Linked DNA regions of Homo sapiens: region 2 is linked to region 1. Evidence: chromatin contacts called from ENCODE Hi-C or POLR2A ChIA-PET data. All regions are on one chromosome and are shown on one strand. Each heading gives the region's core, a stretch centred on a gene start or an enhancer-like site at or near the end of the contact. The rest is flanking DNA. Distances are from core to core; before and after follow the strand shown.

What was found. A loop is a pair of places that touch in the nucleus more often than their neighbours do. ChIA-PET counts read pairs that join two places held with the same protein, here RNA polymerase II (POLR2A). Pooled maps may share reads with other maps.
Region 2: a pooled map shows a loop between it and region 1 (4-fold over the local background). The contact joins the promoter of ABRACL here to the enhancer-like site in region 1. A Hi-C loop is called at or near these places in 2 of 50 pooled maps. POLR2A ChIA-PET finds 5 or more read pairs at or near these places in 2 of 52 experiments (OCI-LY7 and naive thymus-derived CD4-positive, alpha-beta T cell).

What each region holds. Positions count from the first base shown.
Region 1 is chr6:136,761,216-136,766,937 of GRCh38, forward strand. The region is part of intron 1 of MAP3K5 (mitogen-activated protein kinase kinase kinase 5); the gene reads right to left. LOC124901410 (a long non-coding RNA gene) reads left to right here. Exons shown (of 2, transcript XR_007059786.1): 1 at 1-1,030; 2 at 2,626-2,824. Among named protein-coding and RNA genes, the nearest start is that of MAP3K5-AS2, 20 kb to the right of the region's middle. RefSeq lists enhancers at 2,405-2,454, 2,735-2,844, 3,515-3,564. Within about 2 kb of position 3,321, at least 7 of the 41 ENCODE cell types and tissues checked have a DNase peak (open chromatin) inside an H3K27ac peak, as active enhancers do; they include OCI-LY7, where a contact is called at or near this core.
Region 2 is chr6:139,025,321-139,031,042 of GRCh38, forward strand. It overlaps ABRACL (ABRA C-terminal like), which reads left to right and starts at 3,425. Exons shown (of 3, transcript NM_021243.3): 1 at 3,425-3,555. RefSeq lists silencers at 3,589-3,748, 4,009-4,378, 4,428-4,618 and enhancers at 4,272-4,566, 4,389-5,208.

The DNA of each region.
Region 1 (5,722 bases), core at 2,071-4,570:
ACAAATACTTGTAGAGCACCTATTACATGTGAGCACTACGGGCACAAGAATAAAGAAAATAGACCCTAACTTTAAAAAAAAAAAAAAAAAAACGAACAGTCAGCCAGGAGGCTGGCCACTAAAATGCAAGAGTGCATGCAGCAGGCACTGTGGGAAGACAGAAGAGTAGATCCCAGGTGTCTGGGCAGGGCTGTGTGGAGGACAGAAGGTTCTCAGAGCTGTCCTGCAGGATGCCACGCAGCCTGGGAAGAAGCCAGGAGCCTGGGGGAATTGTTCTCGCATCCCAAATCAGTGGTTCCAGCAACTGTCAACACAATAAAACTACAGAACTTGAAAGGGGAAAATGGGAAAATAAGCACAGAAGGACAGATGTGCACCAGGGTGAGGAGATCCCAACCTCTTTATTAGAGAAAAGACCGGCAACCCTGCGGCTGGGGCTGGTCACAGAAAGGGGGCCTTGTGAGAGGGGCTGCGATGAGGCAGATGGATGCCAAACCTCAAAAGGCTTTGCTGCTGTGCTAGCAAATTTAGTTTCCTCCCACAGCTGGTCAGGAGCCCAGTGAACTCTAAGCAGGAAACTGCACTGATCAGAAGATAATTTCATAGTAACTACTCCGACAGCACAGAGAAGCGATGGAGAAGGAAGGGAAGAAGGGAAAGCCACTGAATGGCCCACTTGAGACCAGAAAAGGTCAAAAGTTTGAGGCAGATATAACGCATTTGGGGAGGACTGGGCATTCTCCTAACCAGACAGCAATCCTGCCGAAAATTAAAATGAGTAGAGCGTCTGTTCACCAACCAAATATTAGAAAAAGGAAACAACATAATCTTGAAATGAACTCTGCAGCCTTTTAAAATTTAAAATCCATGACCCTACAGAAAGTTATGCAAATATTTTTTGTTTCTAATTTTAGCAGAGAACAACACTGTCAGTCTGGAGTAAGTGACAAAAATAAGAAAGGGAAGTCTATCCTGATGCCCAGCCAGGGAAAAATGGGAAGAAAGAGAAGAGAAGAGAAGAGACAGAGAGGTAAATGGGAAGGGAGAGGGTATGGGAATGAGCACACAGAAAACAGAGCTCCTGACTTTGTACGGTTAAAGCTGTAAATGTTTTGTTCACCAAGTAGAGGAATCCATGCTTTTTCCAAATATAGACAGTACATTTGATAGGATACACAGCCAAGAGCTGTCTGCCCATGCTTGCACATGACCCTCAGGTGTTCCATGGACAAAGATTAGGGAGAGAGGGTGGCTCATGTGCCTCAACTGGTTCAGCAATGGGCAGCATCAGAAATAAGACAGTGAGTGTGTGAGGGTAAGGGGGGAAGAGAGCTTAGTTCAAGAAAAGTATAAAAAGAAAAATAAACTCCTAGTTGAGTTTCTAAAGCCAAGTGGAATTAAACAGGGTAAAGCACCGAGGGAAATTATACCAGGGAAAGTACACTTCCTGTCCTCTGTCTTTATCTGGAAACTATAATGCTTGCTGCAAGCTCCTCTAGGGACAGGCAGGTTGCAGGTGAATTAAAGCAGTCCACAAACCACATGCCAATGTCTGCATTGCCCCTGGGGAAAGTCCTCTCCCCCTTCCTCCTCCCAGTCTCCTGGAGGTTTCTAGCACCATTGCTACCCTTGTACTCTCTGTGAATCCACCCCTTCATTGCCTTGCCCTCTTCACAGCTAGAGAATAAAAATGGCAAATGCTGCCTATTTCCAAGGCTGCAATGAAATAATACATACCGGATGCATGTTAGCATTATGTATCTTTTATTTACTTTATATTATTTACTTATTCATTTATTTTGAGACAGGCTCTCACTCAGTCACCCAGGCTGGAGTGCAGTGGCACAGATCACTGCAACCTCCACCTCCCAGGCTCAAGCCGTCCTCCCACCTCAGCCTCTCAAATAGCTGGGACCACAGGTGCACGCCACCATGCCCAGCTAATTTTTTCATTTTTTTGTAGAGACGGGGCATCACTATGTTGCCCAGGCTGGTCTCAAACTCCTGGTGTATCTTTTTAAAAGGTAACCATCTCTGTTTTCCTGCATAACTAGTCATCTAAGATGAAGTCTTGGATGAGTAAACAGGATTTTTACAAGATTGTTCATTGCCTTCTCTACTTCAAACATCAGCAGGGTAGATCTTTAGCTGTCTTGTCTCTGTTCAACCATTTAATCTCAATATGCCCAAAGATGTGGGGAAACAGGTCAGTTTACAAGCATATGCTCTTCTGACTGGTTAGCAAAAAGTCTCAGGTGCAGTATTCTGACAGTGTGTTTTCTACCCACCCTATCTATAGAAACTGAAAATTTACAGAGGGAAAAAAAAGTTTTCACGCAAAGCTTATTCTTGCTGAATCTATTCAGGTACCTTCTATTTTGAATTTCAATTGCTACTTTTTCAAAATCTGATGACTGTTCTCAAGGCCTCAGTTTCCCTCTATGACTTGGCTATCTGATGGATGCAAAACAGGCACAGAGCTACTGCTGTGGTTTGAACAGTTGTCCCCTCCAAGTGTCATGGTGAAATTTAATCTCCAATATGGGCGTATTGAGAGGTGGGGCCTCTAGGAGGTGACTGGGTCATGATGGCTCTGCTCTCATGAATGGATTAATCCATTAACAGGTTATCGCAGGAGTGGGACTGGTGACTAAAGAGGAAATGAGACCTAAGCTAGCCTCCTTGCCATGTGATACTCTGCACCACCTTGAGACTCTGCAGAGAGTACCCACCAACAAGGAAGCTCTCACCAGATGCGCCCCCTTGACCTTGGACTTCTCCACCTCCAGAACAGTACAAAATAAATTTCATTTCTCATAAATTACTCAGTTTCAGAAATCCTGTTTAAGCAACAGAAAATGGACTAAGCTACTGCCCTGCTGATCAGCCAGCCACCTGTACATGTGCACACCCAGATGACATATGCAAGAATGTTCAGACCATGGTAGATGTTTCCAAAGATGGCCCCCATCAAGTCCTTACCCCTGTGCATGCATATGCCCCTTCTCCCATTCAGTTACCCCCCTTCCCTTGAGACTGAGTTGGTGCTGTAACTGCTTTTACCAATAGGATGCAGACAAAAATAATGTTCTGAGAATTTCGAGATCAAAACCTAACAGACTGATAGCTTCCATGTCCTTCTTCTTGGAACATTCACTCATAGAATGCTCCCTCTCAGAACACAGATACCATGAGAGAAGTCCAACCGGGTCATGTGGAGAGGCCACATGGAAAAGAACTGAGGCCCAACAGCCCACACCACCTTCCAGTCATGGGAATGAACCTTATTGGATGTTCCAGCTTTGTCAAACCCCCAGATGGCTTCAGACCCAACCAAGTTTATGTGAAACAGAAGAGTCACACAGCTGAACCCACTCAACCCACTAAATTGTGAGAGATAATAACAGGTTGTTGTTTGAAGCCACTACACTTTTTTGTGGTTATGCCGCAACAGAAAAATGAAACGCAGACCTCTCAAAATCACAAGTCCACACTGTGAATATATAAATTTTAGCAAAGCACCCACTATAGGCCTGCTTCTTTAATATATATTTTCTCAGTTAATGCTCAAAACTATGCTAAGACATCAGCTTTCTCATGGCAGAGAGATTATGTAAGAGGCAGAACTGAAACTCAAGGCACACTTCCTGGCCCTAATTGATGTGTTTGTCTCACTGCATCTCAGAAGCTGGGACAAGTGACTCTGCGGGGTCAATTCTCAGCTCTCTGAACATGTATCTGCTTTGGGGATCAGTATTACCATGTGTGTTTTCAGGATCATGCTCTTCTATCATGTAGCCACCAATGTGCGGCAATGGAGAACTTTTTATACAGTATCCTAACAAAAATTAGGAAGTCATCATTAGATTCCCCCAATCAAATGTATAAGACAGTACAGAAACATAATAAAAGCACATCTAAAAGCCTCTTGGTAGATTCATGCATCAGATAAGATGATGGGTTATACAAACTCTGAAGTCCTTTTTCTTCCAGCAATCTATGACCTGCCAAGCGCTGTGCATAATTCCTTACGTGCATGATCTCATTTAACTTTCTCAATAAGCCTATACTTATAAAGCAGAAACTGTTTTCTTTAGAGGTCTTTGGGGTCTTACTCTGTTACCCTGCTTGGTATGCAGTGTGCAAACACAGCTCACTTTAACCTCAAACTCCTACACTCAGGACATCCTCCCACCTCCACCTCCTGAGTAACTGGAACTACAGGCAAACACCACCGTGAGCAGCTAATTTAACTTATTTATGTATTTATTTTTTATTTGTTTATTTTTATCTTTTTTTATTTTTTTATTTTTTTGAGACAGAGTCTCGCTCTGTCGCCCAGGCTGGAATACAGTGGCGCCATCTCGGCTCACTGCAACCTCCACCTCTTGGGTTCAAGCAAATCTCCTGCCTCAGCCTCCCAAGTAGCTGGGATTACAAGTGCCCACCACCATGCCTGGCTAATTTTTTTTTTTTTTTTTTTTTTGTATTTTTAGTAGAGACAGGGTTTCACCATGTTGACCAGGCTGGTCTCGAACTCCTGACCTCAGGTGATCTGCCCGCCTCCACCTCCCAAAGTGCTGGGATTACAGGTGTGAGCCACTTTGCCCGGCAGTAACTGCTTTTATCTCCACCTTATAGATGAGAAAACTAAGGCTTAGAGAAGCAAGAACACAGAAATAGTAAGTGGCAGAGCCAAGATTAAACACCACAGGTCTCCCAGATCCACAGTCTAAATTTTGTCATAAAATATACAGTTTCCATTCCTGCACTAGGAACATAATTTGTGGACTTGCTTGGATTATACATATTCCAAGAAATTGTCCCAACTCCCAAAGAGCCATCCCAGCTGCACCACAGGTCATGAGGTGTGCAAGAATCTATCTGGTACAGCATAAAACCATGGAAGCTGCAGGTAAAGCCAGAACCCAAGCCAACTTCCACTTCCCACCCTGGGGAGAAGTTGGAGACTGAGTGTATAAACACTAAGCCTACAAATCTGCACCAACTGTTCTATGGAATAAACTTCTGAATTGCAGCTCTAGTTTATCTTTCAGAACAAGGCCAAGCAATAACTCCGTAAAGAAATGCCTACAAGGATGACCTCTGGAAACACTTCATAATTTAAAAACCAGAATAGCTGGGCACCACTGATCCCACAGCCAAGTAGGTCAAGGCTGTGGCCCCTGCCAGTTCTACAAATTCATATCTGCTTTATCTGAATTCATTCAGGGTCATGAATAGAAGGGTAGGTTATCTGAAGTTCTGACGTCTTCCCTTCATTACCAGACATACCAGCCAACAACTGGGTTTTAGGGTACTGAGTACAAGGACATCTGGCTCAACAAAACTGAACAAGTCAGAATTTGCGGTTGGGAACAGAGGTCATTAAAGGATTTACACAGCAAAGAGCATGTCAGTGTGATCTCCAAATTTAAGGTAACATTTCAGAGAAGGTTTCATATCAGATCAACATAAAACCAATTTAAATCTATAATAAACTCCATTTCTTCATCTTGTATCTTAATGCTAAAATGTACTCTGCAAAACACAGGATGCTAAACTATGCACCCTGGATATATTCACAGATAGGAATTACTTCCAGAAAGAGCATGAACTAGTAAGCATATTACAGGAAAATTAATTTTTATAAGTTTTTTTCTTACAAAAATCAGAGTCTTTACACAGTATCCTAACAAAAATTAGGAAGTTTCATTAGATT
Region 2 (5,722 bases), core at 2,175-4,674, 2.3 Mb after region 1:
ACTGTATTTTAGAAATATTATGTATTTTAGAAATACAGCCGGACATGGTGGCTCATGCCTGTAATCCCAGCACTTTGGGAGGCTGAGGTGGGTGGATCACCTGAGGTCAGGAGTTCCAGACCAGCTTGACCAACATGGCAAAACCCATCTCTATTAAAAATACAAGATTAGCTGGCATGATGGTGCATGTCTGTAATCCCAGCTGCTCAGGAGGCTGAGGCAGGAGAATCACTTGAACCTGGGAGGCCGAGGTTGCAGTGAGTGAAGATTGCGCCACTGCACTTCAGCCTGGGTGACAAGAGCGAAACTTCATCTCAAAAAAAAAAAAAAAAAAAAAAGGAAGAAGAAGAAAGAAATATGCACAGTCAGTGCTCCTGTGAATATTTTGTACATGTCTCTTGGTGAATGTATCTCCCTTTTCTGTTGGGTATATACCCAGGATGGAATTGCCATCCTAGAGATCCTCTAAGATAGAGGAAAAAATAGAAAAGTTTTTTCTATTCATTACAGTGCAGACAACTGCATTTTTAAAATAATGACTTCGATTTTCCATGAGTGTTTAAATATCATAGTGTTATTTTTCTCCTTCCAGGAACATGTAATAAGTTTTTAAGTAAAGTATTAGCATATAATATAACGCTTTATTCTGGAATTGTCTATAGCTACACTGTCTAATACAGCAGCCACTAGCCATAGAAGGCTATTGAGCACCTGAAATGTTGGGTAAATGTAAAATACAAAATAGACTTACAAGATTTAGTATGAAATAAAGAATGTACAATGTCTTATTAATAATTTCAAAATATCCATTACAGGTTGAAATGATAGTAGTTTGGATATACTGGGTGAAATAAAACATATTATTAAAATAAATCTCACCTTTTTAAAAAAAATGTGGCTACTAGAAATTTTAAATTGGACGTGTTGTTCACAATTTTATTTCCTTCGGACAGTGCTGGTCCGAATTAAATACATGCAATTAAATTACAATGCATGCAATTAAATACATGGATAAGGATTGTTTTAATATTTCAAATGTACATTACTTGCAGTTCTGTTTGACAAAGGACAGGTCATGGGCTACTTTGGACGATTTAGTATTGGCACTTTGTGGCTGGCACATTTATTTAAAATATATTAAATACTCTTTAATTTGATAAATTGTATTATTTTCTTTTTAGGTTAAACTTCCACATTGCTTACATTGTACATGATGATATTCCTGAGGGAATAAGAATAGATAACAAAAGTCTATTTGGAAATTGAAGGACTAGGATTGGATATGAAAAATATTAGTTAAGATTTTTTAATATTTCTTTTATCAAAACAGCTTTCTTTTTTCTTTTCTTTTCTTTTCTTTCCTTTTTTTTTTTTTTTTTTTTTTTTGAGATGCAGCCTCACTCTGTTGCCCAGGCTGGAGTGCAGTGGCACGCTCTTGGGTCACTGCAACCTTCGCCTCCTGGGTTCTAGTGATTCTTCTGCCTCAGCCTCCAGAGTAGCTGGGATTACAAGCATGTGCCACCACGCCTGGCTAATTTTTGTATTTTTAGTAGAGACGGGGTTTTGCCATGTTGGGCAGGCTGGTCTCGAACTCCTGACCTCAGGTGATCCGTCCACCTTGGCCTCCCAAAGTGTTAGGATTACAGGCATGAGCCACTGCGCCCAGCCGACAAAACAATTTTCTTAAATTGTAATTCCTTATAGATTAACATAAAGCTTGTGTTATACTTAGTTTAGCACATGTGTAAACAAAGTATCTTTTGGGTGAGTTTATTTTTATATTAACAAGGATGTTTACTTCTTTAGGTAAAGTAACCTATTTCTTTTTCTTTGGTTGGCAATTAGGGCAATACTAATTACCTAATCATAACAGAAGCGGTGCTCTCCAGACTCATTATTCCTATCATTGGATATTATCTGACTGATGAATTGTGATCCCTGTCACAGGCCAAAATAGCGAGGTCCTGCTTCGATAATTGCTAAATATATTTTTCTTGAATTATATATTTTTTGCCTTATGTCGACTGTGAAAGATATAAACTATAACTTCTCACCTTTCTTTTGGTGAGAAAAAAATAGGCCTCAATCATTTTGGTAACAATATAAAACAAGTAAAAGAAAAAAATAGGTCTGAAAAGATCTTGGAGTCACCTTAAACTTTATCTGCCATGAGACACTTAGAAGAATCAGACCTTTGTTGAAGATTACAGAACAGAGACTCCTTCAGTCACACCCAGGAGACAGGTATTCACCGTAAAGACTAGAATGAAGCGTGGGAAGTGGATGGATCCAGTGCAGCCCCAGGGAACTGAACACTCACATGCCCCTGGGAAGCAGGTCTTTGTTGCTCTCCTTCCATCACTTGGTCTCAGCTTGTCTTTGACTGGCTTCTACCACTTGTGCCTCCACCCAACCTGCTGCTACATTCTCCTGGTTTCTGCTTACTCAAATGTTTTGCATCCGAAGCCCATTTTGGCCCCTTCTGCCTTACCCTCTCTTAGCTCCAACCTTTCTCTTACATCAGACAGCTCCGTCTCTGCATTCTCCACTTTCCATTTCCAAGGGAGTGTCTGATTGGCTTACTAACTATCAGAGTCCGTGTTTGATGAGAACTGTTTGCTCCAGGTCACCTCACAGGATGATGACTACATCACGGATTGTGCGCTCTTGGGTCACGCGATCACTCTTAATTTAAATTAGCTGGGCTGGGGGTGGGGAGGGGGTAAGGAACGTTTTTTGTAGTTATTTGTGCAACCCCTGCTCTAGAAATAGTTTGGGTAACTGTTTCCTTTCCAAAAGGACTCTCTGGGTACGGTAAGCATCTCTCTCTCACACACGCATATATTAAAATAACAGTGACTAAAACAAAGGGAGCATGAATAAATTGAATTATGAAGTTAAATGTATGAAATAATGAATGAACAAGGGAAGAAACCGATACTGACCCAGGGTCAACAACTATCTATGTCCAAGTAAAATTTCTTTGCAGTCTGACAAATTGGCTTTCAAGATTGCATTTTGTTTTGCGAATTAAGCCATTTTTAAGTCATGAGTCGTAGTTTTCTGGAGGCCCCCGGCATCCGGAACCCATGAATGCCACGTTCTTTCTAGCAGCCTTCAGCAATTTGAGGGCGCTTTGTTTCTTACGTTGGGAGAGAAATCCATCAGGAAATCGACGCCCAGGATCAGATGCAGATCCTGGGATCCTTGGCTCTGAGTAGCACGGTGGAAAAGTGAGGTAATCCAGGCTCTGGGCCCGTTTTCCTAGGAGCCCAGGGCGCTTCACCTGTCTGCAGTCAGCCCCTTTCTTGGACGTCTCCTCCCCTGAGTTTCCTCCTCATAGGCTTGTCCCTGGGAGTGTGGGCGGCCCCTTTCTTGAGCGCAGAAACACTTACTTTTCCCCCTACCCTGCTCCTCCTCCTCCACAGCCGTCTTTCTCTTTGCCTCAGCCACTTCCTTCCTTGGCCTCACCCTCCCCAGTGCACTGAAGAAGGTAACCGGGTCCAGACCCACGCGGCGCCAGTTCTCCGGCGGGAAGGAAAACCGCGCAGAGAGGTGCGTGAGCGCCCGGGCAGATGTGGCTTAGGTAGCAGGGATGGACTGGGTGTCCGTGGTGCGCCGCCGGGCACCGCGGGCTGCGGTGAGAGTCGGGTCAGGAGGGGGCCGGGAGGGGGCTCAGGGCGCGCGGAAGCTGCGACCGGCTGGGCCGAGACCTCGCGGGTTGGGGTCCCGTGGGGCGCGCGCCGCCCACGCCCCCACCTCTCGGGTCGACTTCCGCACTCGGCTCACGTGACGTTTCGCCGGCCGGGGGCGGACTGGGAAGCCGGCAGAAATGGAACGATTTTTACCGCGGTGCGACGTGTCGGCTTTGCACTTGGCGGTGGTTCAGGAGCCAGTTCTGCAGAGCTGGGTGGGGAAGGGCTGGGGGCGAGAGGAGAGGCTGCCCCGAGGAACGTGGTGGCCTCAGGGCAGTGGACTCTGCAGCGCCGGAGGTGGGTGCGGCTCTGTGCGCTCCAGATCAGGGGGTGCAGAGTCGTGAGGGGACACCAGGGGCTCGTGGAGCCCGGGGCAGGGTCCGTTTTCGTCGCCCGGGTTGGGTGCTCGCTCTCGCGGCGCTTCGGGGCGCCCGGGCCACGGGGGAGGCAGACCCGCGGCGCCGGGCCGGGAGCTGCGGAGACAAAGACTTCCGGGACGCGGCCCTTCCCGGGCGCCAGCGGTGCCGCCCCGCCACGGGGGGCCCAGCCCCGCGCTCCCCAGCCCTGCACTGGTGCCGGCGGTGACCGTGTGATGATGGGCTGCAGGGCACGGGGTTAGGGGACCTCTACCAGGCAGAACCCCAAGCTGGTAGCAGAATGGCCAAATATGGAGTGAGCGCGCCCCAGACCGGAGGGAGTAAGGAGCCCAGTCACCCTTTGACCCGCACCAGCTGCTTGTCCGCGATTGCGAAGAAGGGCTGGGAAAACGTGCCCAGCCCGAGTGTGTAAAGTTGGTTCCTGATTCCGGACATACCTATTCCAGTAGGCTTTATTTCCTTGGATATTAGAAAATCTCCATGCATTGCCTCCAAACTTTTGAAAAATAACAATGCCCTGAGGGTCCTTAAATACATTCTAAAGTGTGTATTGGTGGTGAGTTTCGGGTTCTGCCCAGTCCTCCGACTTTCCGCTTCCTTTGTGTTTCCCACGCACAAAGCCGAAATCGATTCTGCGACAATTAGAGTGCCTGGCCGTCATCTACCTCGCCTTCCCTGGAGCCTTTTCCTGTCTTCTGGTCCAGCCGCTCACCATTAAGCTCTTCCCTTTAGACTTGCTCTGCTTCTCACCTCTCCTCATTGTTCTTTTCTTTTTTTTTTTCTTAGACATAGTTTCACGGTACTCGTGAGAATGTGTTACATTCGTATAACCAAATCAGGGTAATTGGTATATCCATCACCCTAAATATTTATCTCTTCTTTATGCTAGGAACATTCAACTTAACTTGCTTTTAGCCATTTGGAAGTGTACAATCCATTAATGTGAACTATAGTCACCCCACTGATCAATGCAACACCAGGTCTTATTTCTTCTGTGTTTATACCCATCAACCTCTCTTCACCCTCCGCCCCCTTCATTGTTCTTCATCTTGCTCTCTGCAGTCCTGGGATTCTGTCCTTATTATAAAAGGCCATGGGTCTTTAAAGGATTGTGTCACAATAGGTATTTTTCCCCCTTTGTCCCTCTCCTTCCTAAATAATAAATAAATAAAACGTCAAATTATGTATGCTAGCAATTGTTTTTAAACCTGTTATTTTCCTATTTATGGTGGTCTGGGCAGGGAGCCTTTCTTGCTTTGTAAGTGTTCTGCCTTGGTAAGAGCTCAGCATGTCACGTTTCATACAAATACCACTCACTATTATATTTAGTGTATTTGCATAATGGCAAAAGAGGAAGAGGAAGCGGGGAAACAGCCACCACGATGTGGTAGAGACAGCATTTAATTGTGGGGCATTAACCCCTGTTTCGTTATCCTTAAAATAGAGGTAAATAAATGCCTTGCAAGGTTCTTAGAACTACATGAATTAACGTAGATAAGGAGCCTGATGTGTAATTAATTATAAAGAAACGCTGGTTGCCTTTCATGCTTAAAATTGGATGAACGTACATCTGCTTACTATAATGCAGGTATGCGTACTATATATAATAGATGAATTTCCCCTTTGATGCTCATTATTCAATGAGAGCTA